2 separate regions of the Mus musculus genome follow, and region 2 is linked to region 1. A link is a loop called in an ENCODE intact Hi-C map of the cell type or tissue named here. Cell type or tissue: left cerebral cortex. All regions are shown on one strand. Each heading gives the region's core, and the rest is flanking DNA. Links, peaks and the distances in the headings are about the cores only. Region 1 has its middle 13 kb from the start of Gm2233. Region 2 has its middle 27 kb from the start of Gm33630.

Region 1 (8,339 bases), core at 220-8,219:
TCTCTCTCTCTCTCTCTCTCTCTCTCTCTCTCTCACACACACACACACACACACACACACACACATATACACACAGACACATGCATAGGCACATATACCATATACGTACATACATATACACTCACACACAGAGACATACACACTCACACACCAACATACACATAGACACACACACATACATGCTCATACAAATTCACACACACAGACAGAAACATACACACTCTCATATGCATACACACACATAGCCACACACATACATACACACAAAAACACACACACTCTTATACAAATACTCAACACATACATACATCCACATAGAAACACACACACTCTCACACACATACACATACACAGACTGACACACAGAGACACTTTCACAGACATTCTCTCTCTCTCTCTCTCTCTCTCTCTCTCTCTCTCTCTCTCACACACACACACACACACACACACACACACCCCAATAGAGAACAGGACTTTTAACCCTGTAAATGATGCGAGGCTCGAGAGCTTCGTTTTTCATTTTCAATCAAGGATCTGAAACAGACTTCAAAGGGCACTCACGCTGACAGTTTTATTTCCTCTGTGAGGAAGAGGAAAGATGAATGAGCTCAAAGCCAGATCATTCTCAAAATCATTGCAGCCCTGACATATCTAAATGAGTTTGTAAAAGAAAATACAGTAGCAATTGATCTTATTAATTAGAGATGGACCAGGATTGTAACACTCGCTTATCCACTGATTGCATATAGCTATCAAAACAAAACAAAACAATGAGATAATAAAGTAAAAATGAACCATTTCCTCCTGGGGAGGGGGCACACACACTTTCTTTTATTCCCTAAGATAGAAAGTCAGTAGTGAAAAAATCCTAGTTGTCCCCTTTTGTTTAAGGCCAGCTTCCTGTCACCTGCAGAGCTGCGAGTGCACATGGATTATAGATCACAATTAACTGAACACAGAACTAGACAACACTTGGAACGTGCTACAGCGAACGGGAGCCTTGTGGCTTTTTAAGCCAGGCACGCCACTTACCTGTGAGGAGTGGAGGCAGCCTGGCTATAAATGGCGTTCTGGGCCTGTTCTCCTCCTAATCCTGTTTTCACTAACAACCACTTAGCCTGTGACTCGGGCTCCCATAGAACAGCTAGTGATACATTGCTGAGTGGCGGGCACCTGGAGGCAGTGACCTCAGTCAGGGCACAGGCCTGTGCCATACGAGGTGGAGCTTCGGTTGGTTTGTGCAAATGTTAATGTTGTAGAAGAGAAAGAAGGGAGGGGAGGAGGCAAAGGAGACAGGGAGGAGACGGAAATGATTTTCTGGAAAGGACTCCTTATATAACCACAATGGTGTGTGTGTGTGTGTGTGTGTGTGTGTGTGTGTGTTGCCTTTTGTGTGCACGCACATGTGTGTGTTTCCCCTTGAGTGTAGGGTGTGGGGTGGAGACATCTGGACAGAAGACTTGAAGTGGGAAGTCAGGTCATCTGTTACCACAGTTGTAAGGCATGTGGGGCCTGAAACTCAGCCTTAGGTTTGTCCCTATCAGGGACCTGTACTTGCCCCTGCAGAGGCAAGCCTTGCAAGCTCATTCTAAGGGCAAAGCAAGATCAGTGCAGAGTAGAAGCAGCACTGGTAGAGTGTGTGATATAGCACTGACAGTGGGCCTGATATAGTGTTTGTGTGTGTGTCTGTCTCTCTGTGTGTGTGTGTGTGTGTGTGTGTGTGTGTGAGAGAGAGAGAGAGAGAGAGAGAGAGAGAGAGCTGAATCTGGAGCTCACTTCTTGGCTCATCTGGCTGGCCTGTGAGCTCTAACGATGCCCTTGTCTCTACACCCAGCTCTGGGGTTCAAGTGCTACCGTGCCAGGCTTTCACATGCTGCTGGGGACCCAAACTCCAGTCCCTGTGCTTGCTATGAGAGCAGTTTCCCTAAAGAGCATCTTCTCACCCTCTAGGTGTGATATTAAAAGTGGCTTGAGCCAACCTTTGTCTTTCAGCTTGTCTAGAGCACACCAGCTCTAGCCAGCTGGCTCTCCACGAGTGTCACTGTCACCCAAACAATGTAAAAATACATAGGTATATTTTCTGATGCAAAGCACCATCTAAGATTTCTATGACTGTCAGTTTACTTTAGCAACGAGATTACATTTAATATGAAATTTTGGAGTAACATTGAGGCACAGGCTTTGGGGTGTTGGAACACCCCATCTCCTCTGTCTCTTAGCTACTGTGCTAGGCTTTTTACTGGGGTATGAAGATGTCACCTGGTAGAGGGACACCAGTTCTGACCTTCAGATTAACTAGGGTGACAATACACTTGGAGGACTTGATGTTCAGATGCCCGGCACAGGCCATGGAAAGATCCAGGCCCTGAGAGCAAGGCTCCAATTCTGCCCCAGTCAGGGAAAGAGCGAGAACCCTCCCAACAGATCAGAACCCGGAGTCTCTTAAAATGGAAATGAACATTTTCAAAAGGCCTTTCTCAAGGGAAAAGTACGCAGTAAATCAGAGCCTTTGAAAGACAACTGGGGCCTGTGCTGGTTTTCGAATAACTCGCCATTTAATAAATGTTCTATTTTTGTCCCCTTAGGGAAATATACAACTCCACTTGAAGCCTGTGGGCCAAAATAATGTACACCACCCCATCTCACTTTCATAAGTTTTGTGATGGCGACAAATGACCTGGAAGCTTCCCTTTTTTGGGAAGCTGTGTGAAGAGATGGGGCCATTTAAAAAGCGGGAGATGATTTCTACGCACACCTGTCTCTGATCGTGAGCCTTTAGTTAGTTGTTGTGATTATTGTTGTTGCTTAAATGGTGCTGCGCTATGTAGGCCAGGCTGGCCCCAGGGTCTCCTGAGCTTCCTGCCGCGGCCTCCTGAATCCTGAGATTCACAATTATGTGCCAACAAACCCAGCCTGTGGATGGCATTTTGATTAGCTGTTCTTCAATTTTCCTTTGTCCGAACTTTATAGAAGTCATGCAAAGTGTGACATGATCATTGTGTGTGCATTCTGATGTGTACATTCTGATGTGTGCACTCTGATGTGTGCACTCTGATGTGTGCATTAAGGACTTGAAGCTGGAGACTGCGTGTCCTGGCTCCTCTTCTGTGTTGGTAAAATGACTCCATATGTACTTGAGTTAAGTTGATGGGCATTTTCCACATTCTAATCCTCATGGCCTTGGGGACACCACTTGTACATGCCATACTTTCACAGTGTTGCTTTGATGACTGTGACATCGCCCCTGTTTTTGTCTTCCTTTCCTCTGGTGCACAGTAGACCTGAAAAGGCAATAGCTGAATGCTTGAAGTGGGACAGGCACATGTTCCACTTCATGAATGGGCATGGCAAAATTCTGGGGGGTGGATATTATGCCATCAGCTAGCCAGCACCATCTCTTCTGCTGAGTCTCAACCAACATCCCCACAGCATTCAGATGGGAGCCCATCTTAACTCTGCTTCAAGGGCCGACTGGATGCAGGAGCTGAGAGCCAGTTCAAACACCACATGGACTTTGGGATAGCGTGTTTTCTTTGAGTGCAAGCCAGCCAAGACTGTGGCCTCACATAATTCTTCTGCTGGTGTGGAATAGCAAGCGCCACTGGAAGATGATTCATGAGGAGACATTTGCCAAGTTTTTGCCTGGGATTGAATGGGGGAAAAAAAAAAAAGGATTCCAGAAGTGCACACGGAAGCCACATAGAGCGAAAGTTCTATCTTTAGTTTGGGAATCTACATTCATTACTTCTCTCACTTGGCTGGCACGTGGCTGAGGCTCTAGCCACCGAGTACTCGTGCTCTGAGATGTTTGACTATGCATCAGGGTCTGGTACATAATTTTAGCTAATACTTGTTTTATGTTCTTTAGTTTATAAAGTGCTTTGCCTACACCTTCTAGCTGCTTATTCATTATGAGTGCACATGCCAACATTAACCGACAGGAAAATGATATCTTTGCAAGGGGCACATGGGCCATGCATACATGAGCCACTGAACTCGGGCCCTCTAGGTGATGTTATAGGGAGTTGCCTTCCCACAGGCGTCCTCTGATACCAACTGGTTATCCTACAAGTCCAGGCTGATGCCAGTGAACTAGAGCCAGCTTCCATCCCACAAGTTCAGCAGTCACATCCCAAATAACACCTTTGTCTGAAATGATGACAGTTTTGGAGGATTCCCCCCAACTCTCAACAATTCAACTAGTCATGAGACTAGTTGACTAGGTGACTCCTGTAACCTGAGAAAGAGCTATTCTTACTGTTCGTTTTTCTATCTATCTATCTATCTGTCTGTCTGTCTGTCTGTCTGTCTATCTATCTATCTATCTATCTATCTATCTATCTATCTATCTATCTATGTGCATGTGTATATGTGCATGTGTCATGGCACACACATGGAGGTCCCAGACACCAAGTCAGTCCCAGTCCTCTCCTTCCTACTATGTCTCTCCTGGGGATCAAACTTGGGTCTTGGGGCAGAATTGCAAGCACTTTCACCCACAGAGCCATCTCTCCTGCCCTCTTGCTGTTATTACTTACTTACAGAGCAGGCAAATGCTAACCCAGATGAAGAATTTCACAAGGTGAGGTCTGGGACTGGCGGCTTGGTGTCCAGCTCTTCACAGACTCCATGAATGTTTTCCAGCACAAGGCTATGTGCCACAGCTGGGAACCTGCCTGAGCCTCCATGTGCTGGGAATTTGTATCGGGGTTTCATTATATAGGCATAATTGATTTAATCACAGGCGATTAGAATTGCATTCAATCTCCAGTCTCTCTCCCCTCTCAGGACATTGAGAGGTGGGGCTGGAATTCCAAAGTTCTAACCCTGTGGGGGGTCTGGGGAGGGGGGGACTGGGATTACCGGATGCTGTCTGAGAGCTCTGTATAATGAGTCATTTCATTAGCATATGCCCAGCTATGATAGAAAGGGGCCCTTGTTATGAACAACAAAAGAATTAGACATGTGTCACTTTGAAAGATCCAAGAGTTTTTGAAGCTCTGTTCTAGGAACTGGGGATAAAGAACAGAAATATTCTTTGTTATATTACAATTCCCTGTAGTAGGTAGACTGTATGCGCAGCCAGTGCCTTTCTCCTTTGTAAATACAACCTGCTCTGTCAAGAGGTGGCTCTCTCCCTCATCTCTTAAATATGACTCTTTTTTTTTTTAATGCCTATGTCCAAATCTGAAAATAGATAGAGGCGGCCAAGTTTTTAGGCTGTTCAAGTTAGGTGTTTATATGCCCAGGAATTACATTAAGCAAGACAGTAAAGACAGAGAAACCATCTTGGATGCTTCAAGTCCTGACAGTGCCCACTGGAGATGGCTGTCCCCTTTCTTGTAGTTGAAGAGTCTCCCGGCTGAGCCAAACACTTCATGGCATCCCAACAAGCAATAAACTGAGCAGAGCAGTTTCTTACATGTTGCAGATAGCTCTCTGAGAATTTTGTATTGGGTGACAAGACCTCACAAAAATAATCTCAGATACATCTCAGGTATGCAGAATTCTATTATATACAGAAGAATGTTAAGGTTAAATTCAGTATTTAAAAAAGGAACCAAAAGGCACATGTCCTGTCTTGAGAACTACAACAATGGACCCGACTCACTTGGACAGTGGTTCATCAGCATTTCTTCTGTATGTCTTCCTGTCACAGGCTCTGAGCCCTCTGCCTTGCTTCTTTTGTGAGTCTAATTCAGAGACTGCCAAATAGGGAAACTCTTTTATAGGGTAGAGAGATGGCTTAGCGGTTATGAGCACAAACTGCTCTTTCTGGTCACCTGTGTATGTTTCCTTTGGTTCCCAACACTCTCATCAAGAAGCTCACAACCATCTGTAACTCTGACATCTCTGGCCCACTGGTCACCAACACACACACACACACACACACACACACACACACACACACTAAAATAATCCCCTTTTAAAAGAAAGAAACTTCCTCCTAAACATTTAGGTAAGGATTTACATATGAAAGCTCATCTTGGTACTAATTATAATCACACTTTCAATGCCTATGTTATTTAGGACAAAATACAGTTTATGTCTAAAGACCCAAATGTGTACTAGTATTTATCAAGAAACTTTTAAGCCAATTTTTTTAAATGAAGATATTTGCACTCTCAAATTCAAGAGGTGAGAAGTTGGCCAACAGGGCAGATCAGCAGATGCCATTTCTTGGGGATCCATGCTGCCTTCTTTAGCGCTCTGCTGGATTCCATGTCTCTGGAAGATGGGAAAGGCCCCCAGAGGAGCTCTTGTGTAATATTTTCCGCCAAGTCTGGAAGCAATCTACAACACTTCCATTTTCCATGGAGAACGCAGCCATGTCGCCACACCTGGAAGTCACTGACTGGGTAGCCCGTGTACCCACGCTCTCACTAACTGGGTAGCCGGTGTGCCTATGATCATTTTATTATTATGGAAGCTACATATGCAGCTTCCAAATCACTAAAGGAAAACAAAGAACAAGGTTTATAGATAATTAAAAAATATGTGTCACGAACATGTGGCAGTCCCCTAAACCACAAAGGCAACTTAGGAAAATTGTCATTGCAAGATACAACCGACCAAGAGCTGAGACATTGTAACAACTGGGTCAGCTGTCAACACGTCTGTTTGGTGCATGCTTTGGCTTAGAAGCCTGTGAAGTTGTCAATCGTACCTTGGAGACCTTCTCTTTTCCTGGTGTCTGTCTTCCATTAGAAATGGAGACTAAGAGTGGAAAGAAAGATCCCAAAGAGATGTGGTATAACTGGCTCACAGCCAGTCACAACTCACCTGCTAGTGACTTTGAAAGGACTCCTTACCATAAGTGTGGGGAGCCATTTCCTCGTGGGGAGCAACTTCCCAGCAGCCCTGCCTCACCCAGGCATCCTCACCAGCTAACTTGCGAGGGAAAGACTCACATTCCTCTTGTTGTTTTGTGTACCTCATGAATTGACACACATCAAATGGACACCTTGGATTCAGCGGCGTACACTTAAACGTTTAAGGAGTGTTTAAGGGTTCCGTTTTCAGCAGACAGCACGCACATCAGTTTTTGAGGAAGCTCCAAGATGCAGCCAGGGCTTTATTTATCAGCACATTTGCATGTGGTGATTGATTCTTGAGCCAGCCAAACACATCTAAAAGAAAACTCATTTAGTGCAAAATAGCTTTAAAAGTGACTGCTTTCAAATGGACCGCCCTGTTTAAATGATCCTCAGGATATAATTAGAAGAAATTGGAGTTTCCTGAATGAGAGAGAGAGAGAGAGAGAGAGAGAGAGAGAGAGAGAGAGCTCACAGACTTGTGTAATGGTCTGTGTACCATTTGCCTTTGGAACATCTTGCTGCCCCATGAACAAACTAAAATTCTGTCATCTTTGGCCACCTATTAGTAACCAAGGTAATGTAATTTGGGAATTATTCATATAAATGATCACTGTCCAAATAGGACCTAGTAGCTAACATTAGATGATTGTCAAACAGCTTATCCTCAACAGAGTGAAGAACTTCAGGTCAGACAGAGCTATCTCAGCCAGAGGAAACCTGATACAACCACGCTTGGTGTCAGCTATTAGAGATTAAAGCCTGCTAAACTTTCAGGACATGCTCGCACACTCCTGGGTAGCGCCAACTTTTCAAGATTTGAGCCAGTTCAGCAAGTAGCGTCAGCAGACCAGCATCTCCTAGGCAATGAAAGTAGTTACCATGGAAACCCCAGAGCTGCACCCATCAACAGCTTTACAATTTTGACAGTTCAGAAAGTGACTATTTTGGAATTTCAATTAGAGTAGAAATACACACATCTAGATGAACAAAGTGTTTTAAAAGTCTATAGGAAATTAGTTACATACATGTTTTTCTCTTTAATCAGAAGACAGCTCCTTAAATATATTCTGTATGTGGAAATGGGCTTCAGGAGCAATGTGGAAAGCACCCAGTAAAGAGAAAAAAAAATGCTAAAGTAAATGTATCCTTGTTCTTTCTCTGGAAAAGAAATAGGCACACAGAATAACTAAGTCGTGAAAATGACCAACAAATTTTTAACAGAGTAGCCACAAAATGCCCTGCTTACTAAGTCAGAGCAGTGCATATTACTAAGGTTTTGTTCTTTTTTAGGATTTTGTATTTGCTTGTTCTGCATGGTGATGCTGCTCTGGATGAATCACACTTCTTGTGACTCTGCTTCAGAGTCCAAGCTATTCTGTCCGTTCCATGGTAACGGAGAAGAGGATGCCTGAAGAGCTTCGGACTGTAGGTTCCAAATCTGCGTCAGAACCTAGGCACCCTGTGCCCGGGTCACCCTAGTCAGCAGACAGCTTAAGAGAAAACAGTGACACCAACCAATCC
Region 2 (8,339 bases), core at 323-8,322, 140 kb after region 1:
GAAGAGATGCATAAAGATTCTAGGAAGATGGAGCCGGAGCGGGTGGAATTCTTCTGTTTAGATAAGAATGGGGAAATTTGTCTTTACCCCATGAAACCTGAAGTCCCAGAGGCTTTGGAGTGATATCCTCTTCTACCAAGGCTGAACAAACAATAGTGCATACAGTTTACGAAGCCACCCAGTCCATAGAGAAGAAGGAGTCTGAACTGACTGATAGAAACCTGAACCACTGTATTGTGAAGAAAACCACTTCCTTCAAGACTTCACTGAAGATGGGGCCAGGAAAGAAAGTCTTGAGGCTTCTCTTCTTGACTTGATAATCCCGAGACAGCTTTCTTTGGGGCTGTCTAGAACTATCTTTCTCCTGAGGGGGGTCAATAACAGGGGTGACGTTTTAGGTTGAGTATATTCAGGCTAGTTGGATCTTGGAGCCAGACCAAAGAGACTGGGGGTTGTTTTTCAACATCTCTGTAGCTTTTGTGTCTTTCCTGCTCTGGGTTTAAAATGCACAAAGGGAAGACATGATAGTGAACTTTTTCTTTTAACTTTAATGAATTCTTAAAAATCTTTTAAGTGATATATCATGTAGTGTAGAAAAATGCATTCAGAAAACATATATGGCTCTAGGATCTATCACAAAATGAAGGACCACTCAGGTCAAAGAATAGAATTTCATCAACACCCAAGCAACCCACTTCAGAAGGCACTTCCAATTTATAACCCATTCCCTCTTCCCCGAGGATAACCACTGTCCACTCAAAAACATGAGCTTAATTTTACTTGCATTTGCACGCATACATGAGTCATACCTTAAGCATGATTTTGATCTAATTACTTTAAATTACATCACATTTGGAAACTTCCAGGTGTATTTGCATTTAATGGGAGTTTGTTTAGTTTTGCTGTTATTGTAGAAATAGAAAAGTAGGGGGTCTCCTTTCCCCCATCATAAAGGACCATGGCCAACATTCCTCTAATGAAGAACAATTGGAGAAAGAAAAGGATAACAAATTAATTCGATCACAAGTTACATGGTGTAGGAGACTTCCGACTGAAGATCCTAAGACCCAGAGCGTGAGGATTGGGGAAGATGGTTAAGCCCTTGCTATGTAATCATGAGAATCATAAGGAAAATTCCCAGAAACCCTCATAAATGCAGGGTGGCCATGGAAGCCCACGTATAATTCTGAACTCCAAAGGGCAGAGACGGGAAATCCCTGGAGCAAAGTGCTAGCATGACTAGCCATATTGGCTAGCTATGAGTTGACTGAGAGACTCTGCCTCCACAAATAAGGTGAAAGGATGATAAAAGATGATTCCAGACTTCAACCTTAGGCTTCCGTATGACCATTCCCATATGCAAAAACATGCATACAAACACATGCAACACACACACACACACACACACCTGTATGTAAGTCCCATGTGCTACAATTAACTTTGTACACTCAGTAGATTGTCCCCTTTACTCTGACTTACAGGGATCCAATGTAGAGCACTTTTACAGCTAGTACCTCAGCTGCCATTAAAAACCAAGTCAAAAACCACAGAAGTATTCTCCTGTGTCATCTTCTGGGATGGGGATTGGCAAGCTATAATCTGTGGCCCAAATCCATTTTACCACCCGTGACTTTGATAAGAAAATTGCTTTATAAGACACAACCTTGCTTATGCATTTACCTAATGTCTATGTCAACTGTGAGTCAATCCTATGGTCCAATAAAACCCAAGATGTCTAACACCTGACTCTTCAGAAAACATATGCCACATTCTCTTCTAGAGTATTTATTATCTTTCCTCCACATTTGGAGTCAATATTTATAGAGAAAGAGAGTGCTAAAGTCAAGATATGTTTTCCTATAGAGATATCAAACTGAACCAGTTCCATTATTGAAAACATTGTCCTTTAGCCATGGTACCATAATTTAATAAGTCAAACCAGATATACACATATGCAGGGTAAGTCTGTTTCCAGACTTTCAGTCCTTACAATGGACTAGTCCATAATCATTTCTGTTAGCAATGTGTGCTTGTTTCAGACCTGGGGCCTATGAGTTTCAGGCACACATTCCGCTGCTAAGCAATTCCTCAGTTCCTGATGCGCTTTTATAAGGGCACACGGTGGCCTCTTAGTTTTTTTCTTTAGCTATGTCTCTGTTGGCATGACCCTATTCATTTTGGAATCAGCTTGTCAATGTCGTCAAAACAGCTTAGTCTTGGGTTTATATCTTATTGACTCTTTAGATCAACTCTTTAGATAGGTTTGACTTGTAATGATCCATTCCATTCATGAAACATCCCACTCAAGAAACATCTCATTCATGCAAGTGATACAGTGTTCAATTCTCTTAGATCTTCTTTGATTTCTCTCATCAGCATCTATGTCTTCTGATTTTGGTTATCATGTACATGTGTTGATAAGTTTGTCTTTAGGTCACATGTAGCTTTTATATAAGGGGGAAACCGCACTAATTAGGCACCAAATACTATGCCCTAGTGAAAATATTGTGGACACCTAAAATGATCAGTCCTATTTTAAGAAAAGATCTGGGGTGGGGGTGGGGTGAGAGAAGATGACAGGGCTGATAACAGATTTCATCATGCTTGCACACACATGAGCATGTCCACAGAAGTGTATGTCCTATCGTTTGGAGTGCCTACTGGTGTTGATACCTAAGCCCAAGTGCTTTTAGGATTGTTTATCAGAACTGAAAAAAAAATGGCGTAGGAAGTCAAGATGCCTGGGTTCTTAGTGTCATTCTTCATAAACTAGCTGTGAAACCTGAGTCAAGGCTCTACTGAAGTTTGCTTCATCTCAGCTTCTGCACCATCAAGAATGAGTTATCTCCCATGCCCTTTGATTTACAAGCAGGGAGAAGGGAAAGGTGTTGGTTCCTAGTGTTATTGCCAAAGTCAGGGATGTCCTGAAGATGACTGATGGTTCTGCCTGTCTGGAGATTTCTAAAAAGAAAGATGTCTCCCCATTGTTTTGGGAGTATTTTCAAACCCTTTGATAAAAAGCAAGGCTTTTAAAACACATGTGTGTGAGAAAGGAGATTCGTATGGCAAAGGAATGTACATCATGAATCCAGAGGGAACAGTGGGGAGGACAGGCTGGTGTCTGAAGTAGAGTGGGCTTCCAGGGTGGAGTGGGTGTCAGGTGTGGAGAAGGAGCAGGGCAAACTCAGAGGACACAGAAGGAAAATGAAACCCACAGAATCCTTAACTTCATTTATTTAAAAAATTTCACAGAAATGCTATATTAGGGCTTTGCCTTTGTTGTCTCTGGAGAAAGCATTATGGTCAATGGAAAAAGATGTCTAGTCATTTTTTCCCCTTATTGTCAAGAGCGGTTGCTCTAAGTGGGCAGTAGTAGAGTATAGCCATTTCTGTTGTTCAAACTGCAAGCTCTTGCTTATGTAGCAAAATATTCTGGCTAGGATCTGTCTTCATCACTAATTTCTGTGACTCGATCAGACTCTGTTCCCCAAACATCCAAGCATCTGGGGCAGGCTCAGAGGGTACACGTGGAATTCATATCTGTAACCTCTGAGTTTTAAGCTATGAAGAGGCATGGTCCCCTTCTTCACCCTCTATCTCACATTCTAGTGTAGACTCCAAGGACTTCCAGTCCCTAGGAGAACGGCACAGGCACATGATGCAAGGAGCAGTCTAGTCTGTTTTCCAAAATCCACGGAGCCACTGAAGGTTGGAGGCTGTTACAGTAGCTAGTGCCATCCTAGCCAGTATAATAGAATACTTGAGACTTGGGAAGTTATAAATAACAGAAGATATAATTTCTTATTATTCTAAAACCTGTAAAGTCCAAAGACAGGGTGTCAATATGTTCATGGTCTAGTGAGAATCTGGTCTCTTCTTTCTTCTAAGATATAGCATCCTCAAGAGGAAAGAACTCTGTGCCTTCACTTGGTAAAGTCACAAGGGCCCACGAGAAGAAAAGGACCAGGGGATATGTCACCACTATTGTGTTATAGAAAGACAGGACATGGGAAAGGGAGACAAGCAAGGATTTCCCAAACTTTAAGTCACTGGGGAATGTTCAGAGTTCTTATAAAAATAGGGCACACACACACACACACACACACACACACACACACACGCACACACACACACACACACACACAATGTCTCTACATAATATCAGGGCCCAGTAGTTTTGCACTCTCTCAATTTGCATTCAAATTTCCCTGAATTGGCTCATGGCACACTCGTCAGTGGGATTCAACATTCAACAACAAGTAAGCCTTCCCTCGCTCTTGGCACGTCTCAGTCCTCCCTCTCCCCCACGCAGCCTCGTCCCTGCTGCCTTCTCCTTCCCACAAAGCTCATTTTTGGCAAAATGGTTTTTATAAAGCACACATTTTAACTAATTAAGTGTAATCCCACGATCTCACGTGCCTTCTCCCACATCCCCTGACTCACACACTCCCCCATCTATGGGAATTCTCCCTTGTGCCTCCCAAAAGAATGGAGTGCGCATGCATACACTCACACAGCACACAATCCTGTCTTATACGTAGCAAAGTTATTCACAGAGTGTGACAGTTCTCCTGATTTTCCTTTGGCTTTTTTGTGATGCAAGATGGAAAATGATTTTTCCAACATTGCGTGTCCTCTGAGGAACTAAAATATGCAGTGCTGGGTTTCTTTTGGCAGCAAAGTTGCCTGTGATCCTAAGTCGACACAGATCCTGAACCTACAGAAATAGTCCCTCTTGATCCTTTCTAGCAGGAGTTTCGAGGATTGGCTTCATACCCATTAGAGGCCTGGATAGCAAGAGCATTATAATTCACAGCCTTCGTTTTATTGGTGGGGATATCCATCTACTCATAGGTGTCTTGTCGCCTCTAAAGCTCACGTGGAAATCTGAGCTATGCCCACCATTCACATGGGGCAGCAAGCACATCATCTTCTCAGGTTATTACACCAGCCACTCGGTAGTGGGAGAACCATTCTCTGTCGGTGAAATGAAGGGGACTTGTGAGTGCTCAGAGCAATACCAGCTTCAGTCCTCTAGCGCTGCACCACTGAACACATTTTCAAGACCACCCAGTATCTCCCCTATTCTTTGGAACGGCCCCCCAATGCAGTAGACACTTGAACGAGATCTGAGGTTATCCAGACAAAAGGCATATAGGATGATTTCAAGAGTGTGATTTAGTAAGGGCAGGTAAACAAACACAGGGCTGAATCTATTGTGCTAAGTACACTGTATGACTTTTGCTACCACTGTGCATTCATTTCGGAAGCATTGCCCTAGAAGAAAATAACAGCGGTGGCAGCAGCAGTGGCAGCAGCGACACCAACAGCAGCCAACGACTGAATCACTGAGGGGGAAGGCACCAACAGCTATGCCTCCCAACTAAGGAACATCTTACTCAACCTCCCTCCTACTCACCATCACTGCCTGTAGGTTTGGAACCAGGAAAGACTTTAAAAGCTAAAGATAACAAGCTAATAGGATGTTAAAGCGAAAGCAGCCTCACAGCCCAGCTCCAGAGGTAGTTTGTATGATGACGTTATTCCTGGGCTCCACACTTCGTTGCGTGGCTCCGATCTGTGGCACTTTGCTGGGCTTACAAGTGCTGTTATCCTGAGAACTCAGAAATTGCTTTTGGCAGAGGAATCAAAGCAGGCATATCCAGCCTCTTTTTTTTCTTCTTCTTCTTCTTGCTGTCTCTTTTTTGTTGCCAAAACATACGGTTCTTGGTTTTATGGGAAACTTTCCTTCCAAGGAATAACTCGAGATGGTGTGATAAAAATTAAATGGTAGAGGAAGAGAGGGAGACAGGGAATCATGGAAAGTCAGATCTAGTCCTGTGCCTGCTGCTAGGAATTGTAATCCTCGAACAGGGCATTTATTTGCTTCTAGTCTTTACTTTTTCTACCCCTGAAACAAGAAGAGCAGACTAAACGCTCCCTGAGGTCTTTAACTATTCTGTCACTCTGTACATTGAAAATATTGTTATTTCATTTTAGAAACTACTTGTTGAGACTATAGTTCCATTGTAGCCACTTCAAAGGGCACGGGGGAAGAGGTGACTGGTTCACTTTTCTTCCAAGAGCAGACCAACATAGGAGTGAAGGGTCTAAGCTGCTAGAATTCTGCAGGGCATGTGTGACTACAGAGCCGTAGCACAGATGGGTGCTTTACCCTCCAGATCCACTCTTGACCCTTTTCCTATGAATCAGGACCTGCTACTTCAAATGCACCTCCCACTGGTCTATTTGGTTATTCTGAGCTGAAAGCCCTTGAGCAACAGTAGATGTGCACAAGGCTGTCTGACCTACCTCTTCCTCTCTAAAGTACTGAGTCAATTTCTGGTAAGAAAGATGCCTTCCCTGTAAGAGGAGGGGATATTCTGATCTCTAGAAACAAGTATCTGATGCCCAGATGAATTCTTGCAAATAAGACTAGAGCACTCCTCCTTATCTTTTATAAGTGTTTCCTCTATCTGACTCCTAGTTGTGTATCCACAATTTACTGCCAGAGCTCCAAGGCCTTTTGCTTCTGTGCTGTCATATCCCCACAGTTGACTACCCTTTGCTGAGGTGATATGTACTGCGTCAACCCTATTCAGTGCTTTTGATCTTCATTTCTTCTCTGTGAAGATTCCTGTACCTGTTTCCAGAGAGAGAGAGGGAGGGAGAGGGAGAAGGAGAGAGGGGAAGGAAGGGGAGGGGAGGGAGAAAGAAAGCATCAAATAAAAATCTCTGTGTTTGTGTCATTAATTTATCAGTCTCAGTCCCCATCAGGGAACCCATTATTTCTTTTACTGGGAGAATAATGCAATCAAATCTCAATGAGTATATTGAACACATTCATTCTTTCTTTCTTTTCTTTCTTTCTTTTTTTTTTCCTGTCCTTGGCCTTGTGACAGTTTTGGTGTGTCTTCTGGCCTCAAGTTTCTATGTCTGATCCTGTATCCTTTCATAATTTCAAAATATGGTCCTGTGGATGAACCATCCTCAGATCTGGACTGAGCAGAGGGTGTCTTCTATTTTCTATTGACCTAATCAAGGCATGGGTCTCACCTTTGAGTTGTGTGTCTCTGAAGATGATGAGCAGAACAGTTAGATCAGAAAAACTGCCAGAGGAAATGAGAAGTCTTGAAATAGTTGTATGTAGCCATCTCATGCAGGATCAGATGGGCAAATGCTTTCAGGGAGCGAGCCAGAAGCCCAGAGACATGGAAGATGCAAACATTCAAGGAGACTGGAAGGAGGGCCCGATGAGAAGTGGGGTGGGATGATGAGGCTGGAGGAGAGTCACATAGGAGACCATAAATGATCTATATGCAAATGAATGTGTATTCTATTCTCAAGCCAAAGGAATTCACTGATAAGTACTTAGAAGCCACATCACCAGGAATGGCTTTCCAAACATTATGCTGGTGTTCAGTGTGGAAGAGAGCAGAACTGGAGGCCAGGAGATTGACTGACAAGCTCTTCCCATGACTAAGAGCAGGGCGTAGGTGAAGGAATTTGGTGCAGGTGAAGGAACAGTAAGTGAGGGTTATGGGAACTGAAGAGAACAGGGAATCTGATGAAGACCCAGGACAGATGTCAGCCTAGATCATACCCAGTCATTTGGGTTCGGCAAATCGGTAGTTGGTAAAAATCATTCATTTACCAGAATAAACCATAAAGGAGCAGTCAAATCCAATCACTCTTTCTTAGTCAAGAACCCTCACGAACATCTTCTGATCATTGGCCTTTTGCCGCCATTCAGCAAGCGCGTTGATTTTCTCTGATGGATGAAGGTGGTGTTACCATCTGTGAGGATAATGTCAGCATCATCTTGCTTTTGGAGAAATAGCAAACGGACCCATACTCAGTGCAGGCTCAGAGTAAACCATCAGGAAAGCCTATCACCCACACCAGTGGCCACATCCAATCCAGTCCCTACTGCAGACATATAATTTGTTTGCACACTCACCAAATCCCTTTTGAGTTTATGACTTGTGTGTACTATTGGTTATCTCTTGTGTGGGCAACTGGCAGCCAGCTGTGTGAAAGAAGAGCTGTATCTTTCAAATTTGTTTTCTTTCTTTTCCTCCATTTCTCTTTCCTCCCCACTCCTTATAGTCTTCCCCCCATCCCTGTATGTGAATAACTAGCATTTCTACGAAGAAAAAGTTAAAAAGCTACATTCTGGAGCATGAAAAGCTCGCCTGAATTATCGATTCAAAGCTTTATAACACACCCAGGATAGTAAGGACATTTATAGATTTCATGAGCTGTTTAATATCTATTTGTGGAGCAAGTGCCATGCATAATCATCGTGGACTCATTATGTTTCTTTGGCTGCCCAATGA

Evidence for each region. Peaks named below come from ENCODE experiments on the same cell type or tissue, not always from the same donor. Only the 100,000 strongest peaks of a DNase experiment are listed, where the experiment ranks them.
Region 2: it touches region 1 in a loop (2.0-fold over the local background); 2 of 42 quality-filtered maps call a loop at or near these places.

Annotation. Positions count from the first base shown.
Region 1 is chr13:43,931,909-43,940,247 of GRCm38, forward strand. No RefSeq gene overlaps it. Among named protein-coding and RNA genes, the nearest start is that of Gm2233, 13 kb to the right of the region's middle. In left cerebral cortex, for the core only: no CTCF peak of the experiment used is centred there; DNase peaks (open chromatin) are centred at 1,464, 3,646, 6,987, 7,685 and 1 more place.
Region 2 is chr13:44,068,918-44,077,256 of GRCm38, forward strand. No RefSeq gene overlaps it. Among named protein-coding and RNA genes, the nearest start is that of Gm33630, 27 kb to the right of the region's middle. In left cerebral cortex, for the core only: no CTCF peak of the experiment used is centred there; DNase peaks (open chromatin) are centred at 4,442, 5,431 and 8,296; H3K27ac peaks cover 1,613 bases.